Linked DNA regions of Homo sapiens: region 2 is linked to region 1. The links are chromatin contacts, found by Hi-C or POLR2A ChIA-PET in ENCODE. All regions are on one chromosome and are shown on one strand. The core of a region is the stretch at or near the end of the contact, and the rest is flanking DNA. Distances in the headings are between cores, read along the strand shown. Region 1 overlaps FOXP1 (forkhead box P1). Region 2 holds the start of FOXP1-AS1 (FOXP1 antisense RNA 1).

Region 1 (6,510 bases), core at 1,875-4,374:
TTGTGATATGTAGATCTGTCTCTTGCTTAGCCTGACAGCTTCTGGGGACAACACGAATTTTTCAGTCGGTGTGAGAAATGCCCCATCCACACCAATTGATACCCTCCCCTGGCAGCTGCCTCTCTCTCTCTCTTTTATCATTCCTCTTGATCCGTCATCCAGAGAATGCTAGAAGGCATGAGAATGTAAGTTCCAAATAGGAGTTGGTGCCTGTTTTCTATCTTGGTTTATTTTCAAAACCCTTTTTGAACTTTTGAACTGTTGGTACCCAGGGGGCAATGTGCAGGGGAGTTGATAAATAAAGATAATGTTGATGTAAGTACAGTTTCTTTCATATGTAACTAGAGAAGCATGTGAGTTTTCAGATAAGCTTTTCTTAGAAAAAATAAAATTTTAAATGTCAAAGTTTTTTGAGTGGGGGTGGAGGAGACTCCCGTACGGAAGGACTCGTCTTAGACAAGAGACAGACTGATGAAGAGAAAAGCAAACTGACAGCATGTAGGTAAATTTGACTGAAGATCCTTCTGTTTTTATGAGACGTAGACTTCCCTCCTCCTTATGTGTTCTCCTGAAGCCTCTGTTTATTATTGGGGTATTACTTTCTTTGTCTGAAATAGTCATTTTCTAATTCTTCCTCAAAAAAATTGCAGGGGGGTTCTACATCTAACACAATGTAGGTCATTGATCTGGGAGATTGTTCTCTTTTAAAAACAAAAATGATGGGGAAAAAATTCAGCTTCTTTTACTTCCCAAGCATCTTTTGAAAATGTGAGGTTCTGTATTCAGATGAAAGTCCACACAAAGCATTAATTACACATAAATTGGCTGGCCGTGGTGGCTCAGGCATTGATCCCAGAACTTTGGGAGGCCGAGGTGGGTGGACCACTTGAGGCCAGGATTGCAAGACCAGCCTGGCCAACATGGTGAAACACCATCTCTACTAAACATACAAAAATTAGCCAGGCATGGTGGCTCGTGCCTGTAATCCCAGCTACTCAGGAGGCTGAGGCACGAGAATCGATTGAACCCAGGAATTTGGAGGTTGCAGTGAGCCGAGATTGCACCACTGCACTCCAGCCTGGGCAACAGAACGAGACTCTGTCTCAAAAAAAAAAATCATACATAAATTAATAAAACAGAGAAGGTGTATGCCTTAGAAACACCCAATACACTAACTACCTGATTATCAGATTAAGTCCATGAAAAATTTGAAATAATTGGTTTCATTGCATTCATGCCAGCACTGGGTTGAATCAGCCAGGTAATGATATCAATAAGATTTACGTCAATATTATGGTGACATAAACATTTTTTACCTACTTGCCAAAATTTTTTTTTAATGGGTTCAGCCCCAAACCCTCCCAGGAAAACATACACTGCCAAGTGCGAGGTAAAAAATGAAAGTTTGTCACATGAAAAAATTTATGTATCTGGAAATAATGGTCATAATTATTAACACTGCATTAATTAGATTTGGCATTGGTGTTTTGAGTTTCAATTTTTTGTCTCTGGGTTTACATTTTAATTATCTTGGGATTCACAGATTGATGTGGAACATACTAGGCATTTGCTACATCGTTTTCAAATTAACAACTGGAGAAATTTTTAAATGATTCGTAGAGCCATTTGTAGAGTTTCATGGAAAGATTTCCCAGTAAAATGAAGGTTTGTAAGAGGTGCAGAGAGTGAAGTGGCTGACTGTAGTTATACATAAAATTGCCCCTGCTAATGTTTGACCACACTGCTTTTGGATTCATTTTACTTACATATTTCAGGTGTATGCCTTTCAAAGGTTGAGATGTGGTAAGAGGAAATTTCATCATGCTCCATCTCAGAAGGTTGTAGGTTATCAAAGGTTGCAAACCCCCTTTCCCTGCCCTGGTTGTCAGTAGTGCTTCCGTCTGGGTGAATGTTGGAACTATGTTCTGTGTGCAATCTGGGAGTTGATTTTTATCGACTTTAGTGAAATGCATAGGATTTTAGAACTTCAGGTATACCCAAATAGCTGCTTATTTTGAAACTTGCTTGAATTTCTTGTTTCTAAAATGTATGGTGGGAGATGGTGGAATAAAGGGTATTTTATACTTTCCTTAAGTGTAGTCACCTTTTCTTAAATTTCTGGTTTGTAGTTTTGTTTCTTCATGACTTGGGAGCTTTAGAGAATGTATCATACTGTGAAGTTGTTTGACTCCTTTAGAGATGTGTCTGAGTGTGTTTTGTGTGTATATACACACATACATATGTATACACCTAAACCTATGTACATACCTGTATATCTACACATATACACATATGTGTATGTACACACATAGACACACGTATGGTTGTTAAATTTCATAAACCCAAATAATTCAAGTTTCTTTCCTAACACAGAAAGTCACTTCTACGAACAGTTGAAAAATAAATATTATAATCAGCGAGGCATCACAAATAACTTTTATGTCTAAATCAAGCTATTAAATGCTTTTTTATTTTTAAGTAGATAGGGGAATAAAATAGCTGTATAGTTCATAAAGTGGTGTGCCATTACTGCCTGCTGTGCCCAAGAATTATGCCAGCTTTTTACACTCATGAAGTAAAAGCGGATTAGAACTGTGATCAATGTATTATCCTATATATCTTATTTTGCATTGTATTTCCTTTTTGAGCACCTTTGTAGACTAAATGGCTACTAATGACATAATTACAATTGTTTGTCACCACCATAATGCATGATTTCCTATCTCATCATGAAGATGTAAGTTAGATAAAGGAGGAGTTTTGGCAGGAAGACAAAGTGCAGTGATTTATTAAAGGCCAGATGTGGTTGTTAAAAGCTTTTCTACAGAAGGCACAATTGAGTGATGTGAAATGGGAGCAAAATCACTCTGCACCCCCAGCCCGTGGTTCTTGGTGTGAGTGACATAGTTGCTTCTGGAAGCATGACAAATGAGCCACATGTTTTATTGTTGTGTACAAATTTTATGTTGGAATTTAAACAGGGTGAAAAGGGTTCACATTAGCTTATACCAGCAAAGTAGGTGTTTAAAGGAAGCTAATGAGACTAAAGGGCTGGCGATGTTTTCAGCGTGCTTAGTGCTTCATAGCAAGAACTGAAATATCTTATGTTTCTGTCAAGTTTCAAAGAGGGAAAATCCCAGCACTGTTTTAAAAAAATGAGAGTGGTTAATATGAGAATTCAAAGAAATCAGAAGCAAGTGGAGACAAGATATTACTTAAGCACTGTTGACATACATATTGCACACATCGACTTGACATATATACAATCAGATTAGATAGATGCTTCTAAGGAAAGAGGCACAATTTCTGGTTTTAGCATTATTTGCACACACAAAGCTCTGTTAAAATAATGTTAAGACATTGGAGTGTTAGAAGCTATGAGTGGTACGAAGAGTGTTTTCAAGCTTTTGGAGGAGGATAAAAAAAGAAAATGGTTGTATCTTAAAAGCTATTCTGTGGACAGAAGGTAGTGATCTTTCTGGTTTTCCTTCCTTCCTCTCCCCTTCTCTCTCTTTCCCCACTCTCTCTGCTTCTTCCTTCTTTCCCTGTCTCTACCTTCTCCCTCCTTCCCTTGCATCCCTGTAAAATGTTATACGGAGAACAGTTAAACTGTAGGATTAGGTCTGTCTGTACAGCTTGGGACCTGGAATTATACTAGACATAGGAACTTTCCTGCCTTTTCCAGTGTAGATGGAGAAATTATTCTAAATGGTATAAGTTGAAGACTTCAAAGGTTTCTAGATTAACTCTGTGAAATCAGTGAGAGCTTTGGTGGGGTTTTCCTTCCTTGTCCTCTCAGCTGAAAATATGGGGTCCTCCTATTGTTTTCTCCCATAGTACTGCAGACTTGATAGCTCTTGTAGACTTGACCATACATTGTAATTATATGTCTATTTGTAAAATCATTTGTTTAACATTTATTTCCCAGTGTTCAGTCTGTAAGTTCCACAGAGGCAAAAACTGGCCCCAAGGCCCGTCGCATTGCCTGGCACATAATGTACATTTGGAAAGTATTTGTTGAACAATCCAAAGAACCGCAGGCAGCAATACCTACATTCAGGATATCACTTGGAAAAACTAGCAAAATCCATCCAGATAAAACGTTCCCAGATTATAAATGCTCATCCACATAATCTGTGGAGCAGTTCAGATGGCTCTTTTGCAACTTTCTTAAAGTTTGGAACTTTGGAATCCAGTTAGATCTCGTTCCTTCCGAATGGGTTTTTGCCTCCTAAGCTCTCTTCATGCAATTCCAGGGACTGCCACTTGATGGCTTAGACAATTTAAAATATAAAGTGGGAAAGGTACACGTGCTTCCAACCCTGCCTAGACTCTGCTGGTTCCATTTAAATGTGTATATATACACATATATATATATGTATATATATATATACACATATATATGTATATATATATACACATATATATGTGTATATATATATACACATATATATGTATATATATATATATACACATATATATGTGTATATATATACACATATATATATATACACACATATATATATATACACATATATATATGTGTATATATATATATATACACACATATATATGTTCCTTATGACTCATACATTGAACCTTATACGGAGATGAATACAGTTGAAGTACAGGGAGTAAAGTTTCGGAGAAATAAAACACTTAGAATCAGGGCTGTATTCGTGGGTGTGAGACATGCCCAATCTCACAAGACCTGACGCTTAGAAGGGACCCACACTTGGTTTAATGCTCTGCTGTTGCTGTCTTCTTAAACATTTTTTAAAATTTTGAACAAGGGGTCCCAAGTGTTCATTATGCCACGGGCCCCATAAATTATGTAGTCAGTCTGAACTGGAATTTGTGTTACTTGAAGGTAGGTTGCTTTAGGCCTGATCTTAGCTGACCATGGCTCCTTTAGGAGTCTTTGTTTAGTGCTTGGTAGGAAGCTTGTTCCCACGGGACAAGCCTGTGGGTTAAGAGCTTGGCTTTGACTCAGACTTCCTGGGTCAAATCCTGGCTCTGCAACTGGGTCAGTTACTTAAACTTTCCAAGCCCAGTTTCCTCATTTACAAAATGGAGATGATAATAGTGTGTCTGCTTCCTAGACTTGAGTTGATTAAACTAACGTCCCAGGTGCACGTCTTAGGGCTGAGCACTGCATTTCTGCTAGGTATGGTTGCAATCATCGGGCACCACATTCCTGGTTACACCTGACACTTACTGAGCTTCCTGCTCTCTGTGGCAGCTCCAAAAGTTTCAGGATTCTTGCCCTGCTTTGATGCTCTACTGTTCCAGCACTCAAGGTTCTGTGTAGTCCGGTAGCAGAGTTCAAGTTAGACTGAACTCTAAGACTTGACTCAGCTCTGCCCTATCCCTCCTCCTGAATGAGGCTCTAGCTGCTCTTCTTTAAGCCTTCTCTTTTATGTTAGATGATTAATTAATATGGAAAGGAATTGTGTAACTAAACTTTGCATTTTTGTAACCCATCTCTGTTTCCTGGTGGGTGCAAAGATGCCTCTTATTCGATATATCATTAAAGAAACCAGTCTTTTTTTCTGCAGAGCATTTATAATATATTTTAATATAGCCAAGTCATTCATAACCAACCCCCCCATTAATTACAGGAAATTTGCGCAACATTGACCATATCAAAGGACTCTACATTATAAAGAGGAGAATACATTATTGGAGACCGATATGATGTGGGATATGATTCATTCATTCATTTAGCAATTATTTATTGAAGACTTTGTGTGTGCCAGGCAGTGTTGTACGTACTGGGAATATAACTGTTAACAAGACTGCCAAGAACCTTGCTGTTGTGTTGCTGGTATTCTAGTAGGGTACAGATACTAAACAAACAACAAAGAACAGTATCAGAGGAAAGTGCTGTGCAGAGAAATAAAACAGAATGATGAAATAAGGAGTGCCCCTGGGCCAGTTTAGATGAGGTACCCAGGTAAGGCTTCTCAGAGGAGGTGACTTTTGAGCTGAGGTCTGAATGGCAAGAAGGAGGCAGCCAGGAGCAGCTTGGAAGAGAAGCATTCCAGACTTAGGGAACAACCAGTGTTCAGACCCTGGGGTATCATGAACTGGGTGGGTCTGAGGAACAGAAAAAAGGCATACAAGATGGAGAGCAGAAACACTCAAGGCAGCAGAACTAGTTGGGGCCTGATCTTACAGACTTTGGAAACCAGGGTCGCAAGACGCCGAGCTTTATTCTTCTACCTATTACTTTAATGCTAAAAGGGAACTAGGAATCTGTTCAGTCATGAGCCAAATAATAGAATCAGTGAAACAGTCTCCAGATATTAACTAGGGGGAAGTAGATGGTTTTGTCTGGATTATCCAGTTCAATTTTTTTTTTTTTTTTTTTTTTTTTGTGACGGGGTTTCACTCTTGTTGCCCAGGCTGGAGTGCAGTGGCGCGATCTTGGCTCACCGCAACCTCTGCCTCCTGGGTTCAAGCAATTCTCCTGCCTCAGCCTCCCAAGTAGCTGGGATTACAGGCATG
Region 2 (6,552 bases), core at 2,119-4,618, 110 kb after region 1:
TACAAAAACAAAATATTATAAAAGGTAGCACATCTGTGTTAACCTTGTGGGCCTACCCCCTCAGTATCTAGTAACACCAAGGACCTCAAAGAAACAAATAGTGTACTGATGACAGAATCCTTATTTTATGAGCCCATTTAAAAGTTGAAGCTGTAGTGACAGTTACTAAGCAGTGCTGAGTTTGGATTTGAAGTTTGTGGTATCTTTTAAAAACACTATTGGTGAATGGGACTTTGTGAATTTGAAATGAAGATGAATCGTTTCAGTTTGTTCCTCTCTGCCACTGATCTGGCTTTGCATGGGGTCGGGAAGAAAAAGGAAAAACATGAAGTCTTTCTGCCCTTGTCAAATTCACTCTTTTTAAAGGGTGAAAATCATGCAGATCTTTCCTGAATTTTGTATATTGGCATATATGTGGTATGTAATTAAAGGTAATTAGATGTTTTGTTAATTATCTGAGAGTGTGACCAGTTATTTAAAATTACCTTTTAGGCCGGGCATGGTGGCTCACACCTGTAATCCCAGCACTCTGGGAGGCCAAGGCAGGTGGATCACTTGAGGTTGGGAGTTTGAGACCAGCCTGGTCAACATGGCGAAACCTGGTATCTGCTAAAAATACAAAAATTAGCTGGGCATGGTGGTGCACACCTGTAGTCCCAGCTACCTGGGAAGCTGAGGTGAGAGAATTGCTTGAACTTGGGAGGCAGAGGTTACAGTGATCTGAGATCATGCCACTGCTCTACATCCTGGGCAACAGAGGGGAGACTCCATCTCAAAAAATAAATAAATCAAAAGTAAAATAAAATTACTTTTTAATTAAGAGAAACCTCCCATTGTTGGATGGACTGTGATTATTGCAGTCTATGGCTTGCCATGGTAGCTTACATGCTCACTCTTTCCTCCAGTCTTTTTTTTCTGGAGGTTGGTCTGTTTCCCTTTCAAAAGGTCCTCAGTGGTCTCTGGAGGCCAGAGGAAATATCCTAAAATACATTCATTACAAATTCCATACTTTAAAGTTTATTTAGACCAGTCATTTTCAAAGTGGCCGTTGGAACCAGTTTGTGGGTTAAGGATTTTAGTGTAGTGGCTTGTACCCAAGACTTTTAAAAAATGGAATCAGCGGCCAGGCACAGTCGCTCAGGCCTGTAATCCCAGCACTTTGGGAGGCCGAGGCAGGCAGATCACGAGGTCAAGAGATCAAAATCATCCTGGCCAACATGGTGAAACCCCATCTCTACTAAAAATACAAAAATTAGCTGGGCATGGTGGCGCACACCTGTAGTCCCAGCTACGTGGGAGGCTAAGGCAGGAAAATCACTTGAACCCGGGAGGCAGAGGTTGCAGTGAGCCAAGATCACACCACTGCACTCCAGCCTGGTGTGAGACTCCATCTCAAAAAAAAAAAAAAAAAAATACAGAATAAGCATACAATACAGTAAAATAAAAAAATCAGAATATGTCACATGTGGTAAGGATTTTATGTGTATGCAGTAAAACTTCTGAAACATATGAGTACTGTCTTTGCAATGTAAAGTAGTTCTTTCTGCAGGTTGGATTTATTCCCTCATCTGTTTATTCACACATCTTTATTAAATGCCTGCTGTATGCCAGGCATTGTGCTTGACCTCCCCTGTCCAGTGTGGGAGCCACTAGCTACCTGGAGCTGCTGAACACTTGAAATGTGATTAGCCCAAACTTGGATGTGCAGTGTAAAATCTACAAAGTATTTCAAAGCCTTTGTATGGAAAAAAGAACATGAAATATTTGATAATTTTTCTTCATCGATTACATGTTGAAATGATCGTTTTGGATACATTAGGTTAAATAAAATATTAAAATTAATTTCAGCTGTTTCTTGTTACTTCTGAAAAGCGTCACAGTTACTTATGTGGCAGCCATTGTATTTCTATTAGACAGTGTTGCTGGATATAGCAGTGGACAGCACAGCCACCAAGCCCTCTGCTCATTGGTTTAGAGGGAGTGGACAACCAGCGAAGCGTGATAAACAAGGGCGTGGTGATAGATACTGTAGAGAAAATATAAAAGGATAAGGGAGGTCACATTGTCAGAGGGAAGGGTTGCTGTGTAAATAGGGTGGTGGGTGGTCAGGGTAAGTCCATGTAAGGTGAGCAGAGATGTAGCCTATTCTAAAGAGAGCAAGTCAGCCAGTATGGCCGAAGCAGTGTCCTTAAGGGAAGAGTACAGGTTGAGTATCTGTTATCTGACATGCTTGGGACCAGAAATATTTCTGATTTGGGATCTTTCAGATTTTATAATATATGCATTACCAGCTAAGCATCCTTAACCCCAAAATCCCAAATCTGAAATGCTCCTGTGAGCATTTCCTTTGAGTGTTGTATCTGTGCTCAAAAAGTTTTGGATTTCGGAGCACTTTTGATTGCAGAATATTGGATTAAGGCTACTCAAGTTGTAGTAAGAGACAACATAACAGTGTAACAGGGCCAGACTGAGTAGGGCATTAGGGCTTTTTATATTCTTATTGGGGAGCCATTGAGGGGCTTTGAGGTAGAGCAAGATCTCACTCATGCTTTTTAAATGGATCGCTCTGGGAGCTGTTTTGAAAATAGACTTTGGGTGGATGAGGTCATAGGCAGGGAGACCTGTCAGGAGGCCACTAGAATAATCCCAGTGAGATATGATGATGGCCAGGATCACAATGGCAGGGGAGGTGCTGAGAAGTTGTTGAATTTGGAATTTATTTAAACATTGAGCCAAAGGATTTCCTAGTGAAATTGATGGGGAGTTTGAAAAAGTTGCATCACAGAAGACTCTTAAGATTTTTGTCTTGAATGACGGGATATAATCAATAGGATTCACTGATGGATTGCTTATGGGCAGAAACAGAGGAGTCAGAAGACAAATGCTTTCTGTTCTAAGGAACTGATAGAAGGTGGTGCTCCCATCACTAAAATACAGCAAGACAGTGGGTGGGGCAGTTTTGGAGGTAGGGGAGGTAAGCAAGGGAGACCAGGAATGTAGTTGTAGATATGGGAGGTTTGAGCTATGCACCCAGACTAAGATGCCAAGTGGGCATTTGGATATGTAGTCCTGGAAATGTCCTAGCTTGGTCTATAAATTCAGGATTTATAAGCATGTAAGTGATACCTAAAGGCATAAACTTGACTGAACTCACCAAGGAAGCAGTGGTATAGAAGAAGAAAAGAAGAGTTCCAGGATCTGGGTTCTGACTCTGGGAGGCTGAGGTGGGAGGATCTCTTGAGACCAGGAGTTTGAGATCAACCTGGGCAACATAGTGAGACTCTTATCTCTACATTAAAAAAAACAAAAATTAGCTGGGCATGGTGGCGTGTGCCTGTAGTCCCAGCTACACTTGGGAGGCTGAGGCAGGAGGATTGTTCAAGCCCAGGAGCTTGGGGCCACAGTGAGCCACAGTTGCATCACAATACTCTAGCCTGAGGGACAGAGTGAGACTCTGTCTCAAAAAAGTAAAATAAAAATAAAAAGCCAACACCATTAAAAGTTTTAGTCATAGAATATTGAGAACAGGAAAGATCAGAGATGGGATGAAAACTCTGAGATTGTGAACCAGAAAGTCATCAAGGTAAGTGTTTAAAGTAGGAAACAAAGCTGAGCATGGGGGCTCACACCTGTAGTTCCAGCTACTCAGGAGGCTGAGGCAGGAGGATTGCTTCAGTCCAGGAGTTTGAGGCTATAGTGTGCTATGATCCTGCCTGTGAATAACCACTTCACTCCAGCCTGGGTGACAGACTATAGTGACTCTGTCTCTAGATAAAAAACAAAATTAGGCTGGGCACAGTGGCTCATGACTGTAATACCAGCACTTTGGGAGGCCAAGGCAGGCGGATCATGAGGTCAGGAGTTCAAGATCAGCCTGGCCAACATGGGGAAACCCTGTCTCTACTAAACATACAAAAACTAGCTCGGCATGGTGGCTCATTCCTGTAATCTCAGCTACTCAGGAGGCTGAGGCAGGAGAATTGCTTGAACTGGGACCCGGGAGACGGAGGTTGCAGTGAACCAAGATCGCACCACTGCACTCCAGCGTGGGCTACAGAGAGAGACTCCATCTCAAAAAATAAATAAATAAATAAATAAATAAATAAGAAGAGAGTTGTGAGCCATATCAAATTCTGCCAAGTGGTCAAAAAAGATGATGACAAAGAACTGACCATTGGATTTGTCAATATGGAAGTCATTGATGACCTTAGTAAGAGTTAGTTGTGTTTGAATCTCACTCCTATCATATTTACTGGCTTTATATAACTAGCAGTCTGCTGGCTGGCTGAACTTACATGGTTTGTATTATTTTTCCAGGAATAGTAATTGTTCAGCATTCTTGTTTGTTACAGTTACCACATTTTCCCCCACCCCTTGCACTCATTTTTGTGAAGTTTGGGTCATAGTACAACCTGTGAGCAGTGAAAAAGGAATCCTGGGCATTTTGTCCCTCTTGACCCGTTCTCTAATCTGATGGTTTGGAGATTTGCAGTTTAAATAAAAGGCATAGAGGAAAGTGGGATGTGTTTATAGCCCTAACTTAGAATATGTCGATTGTAATCATCTGAAGTATATCACAGATTGGTGTGGTTAACATAGTCTCTAGATTAGTAAAATACTAGTTTGAGCCTGAGCCACGTCTGTCTATCACCTTTACCTTTTACTAATATAGGTAGTCTTTGATGGGTTCATCTGCCTTTCAGATTACCTAAGAGCATCACAGATTCTAGCTTTCTCAAAACTTGTGAAACACAGTTGAACATTTTCAAGATTTCTTGGCCAGTCGCAAATCCTCAAGCATCCAGGAAATGGTAGGTTAATTACAAAAACACACATTATCTCTATATGGATGCTAAATACTGTTAAGATGGTGTTGGATGAAGGAAGGACAGTTTCTCTTTGTGGATAATTTTAAATGCACTTACGAAACAAAAAATAAAGGAAGCGGCCTTGCGTGGTGGCTCACACCTGTAATCCCAGCACTTTGGGAGGCCGAGACGGGCAGATCATCTGAGCTCAGGAGTTCGAGACCAGCCTGACCAACATGGAGAAACCCCGTCTCTACTAAAAATACAAAATTAGCCGGGCGTGGTGGCGCATGCCTGTAATCCCAGCTACTCAGGAGGCTGAGGCAGGAGAATCGCTTGAACCCGGGAGGCAGAGGTTGCGGTGAGCCAAGATCGTGCCATTGCACTCCAGCCTGGGCAACAGGAGCAAAACTCTGTCTCAAAATATATATATATGAAGAAGAAGTAGTGAGAAAAATTTCATTGGTAACCTTATTTAAACAGTTCAACATTGTAACTAAATCCTAATGTTATTGTTTTTATTTTATTTTTATTTTTTGGGATGAAGTCTCGTTCTGTCACCCAGGCTGGAATGCAGTGGCACGACCTCAGCTCACTGCAACCTCCACCTCCCAGGTTCAAGTGATTCTCCTGCCTCAACCTCCTGAGTAGCTGGGATTACAGATTCCCGCCACCAAGCCCAGCTAATTTTCGTATTTTTAGTAGAGACAGGGTTTCGCCATGTTTGTCAGGCTGGTCTCAAACTGCTGATCTCAAGTGATCTGCCCCTCTCAGCCTCCCAAAGAGCTGGGATTACAGGCGTGAGCCACAGCGCTTGGCCCTATTACTATTATTATTATTATTTTGAGACAGGGTCTCGCTCTTTCGCCCAGGCTGGAGTGCAGTGGTGCAGTCTCGGCTGACTGCATTCTCTTGCCTCCCAGGCTCAGGTGATCCTCTCCCCTCAGCCTCAATGAGTAGCTGGTACCACAGGCACATGCCACCACGCCTGGCTGATCTTTGTATGTTTTTAGAGACAGGGTTTCGCCATTTTCCCCAGGCTGGTCTTAAACTCCTGGGATGAGGGGATCCACCCACCTCGGCCTCCCAAAGTTCCGAAGTTCACACCTGTAATCCCACCTTGCCTGGCTATTTCTTATATATGGCATATTTAAAAACATTTGTCTATATATACTTTTACTGTATGTACTCTTTTTGTTTCCTGCTTTTATCATTAAACGATCTTAAGTGTTTTCCCAAGTTATTACTTAATATATCTACATCTTATTTTTAAAGCTACGTTCATTACTACCACTGTTGTGTTTTCTATACCTGCAACTGGTGGGTCTTTAGATTCCTTCCAGTTATTTGTGATTGTAACTACGTCTGTGTTGGACATCTCGAGATAACTCAGTCTCTTGAGTGAGTTTCATAAAAGATGTTGTGATTTTAGATAATCACCTAGTTTCTCCCTCTACTTTTAAATAATATTCAAATGAATTCCAGGCACATAAAATCATTGCTTGGCTCTGCGTACATGTGTTTTCTGTGATAGCATGAGGTAGAGTTTGTATCAACTTTGATGACAACATTTCTAGACATTAAGTTGGTAGGCAGTTTTTTGTTTTGTTTTGTTTTGTTTCTGATTTGAATTCTCCCTCGATATTTTCCCACTTCCCCAACTTGATTTGCAGCTTGTTAGATAAGGAACTTTGTATCTTTCAAAGGAGAGCCATTTATACTTTCATTGTTTAATTTATCCCAA

Evidence for each region. Hi-C counts contacts between places; a loop is a spot of excess contacts on that map. ChIA-PET counts read pairs that join two places held with the same protein, here RNA polymerase II (POLR2A). Pooled maps may share reads with other maps.
Region 2: a loop to region 1 is called in a pooled map, with 2.3 times the contacts of the local background. The contact joins the promoter of FOXP1-AS1 here to the enhancer-like site in region 1. A Hi-C loop is called at or near these places in 1 of 50 pooled maps. POLR2A ChIA-PET finds 5 or more read pairs at or near these places in 3 of 52 experiments (B cell, WTC11 and activated naive CD4-positive, alpha-beta T cell).

Annotation. Positions count from the first base shown.
Region 1 is chr3:71,394,970-71,401,479 of GRCh38, reverse strand. All of the region lies in intron 3 of FOXP1 (forkhead box P1), which reads left to right. Among named protein-coding and RNA genes, the nearest start is that of FOXP1-AS1, 110 kb to the right of the region's middle. RefSeq lists an enhancer at 1,822-3,804. Within about 2 kb of position 3,124, at least 4 of the 41 ENCODE cell types and tissues checked have a DNase peak (open chromatin) inside an H3K27ac peak, as active enhancers do; they include B cell, where a contact is called at or near this core.
Region 2 is chr3:71,286,574-71,293,125 of GRCh38, reverse strand. It overlaps FOXP1-AS1 (FOXP1 antisense RNA 1), which reads right to left and starts at 3,368. Exons shown (of 5, transcript NR_126463.1): 1 at 3,155-3,368; 2 at 486-609. All of the region lies in intron 5 of FOXP1 (forkhead box P1), which reads left to right.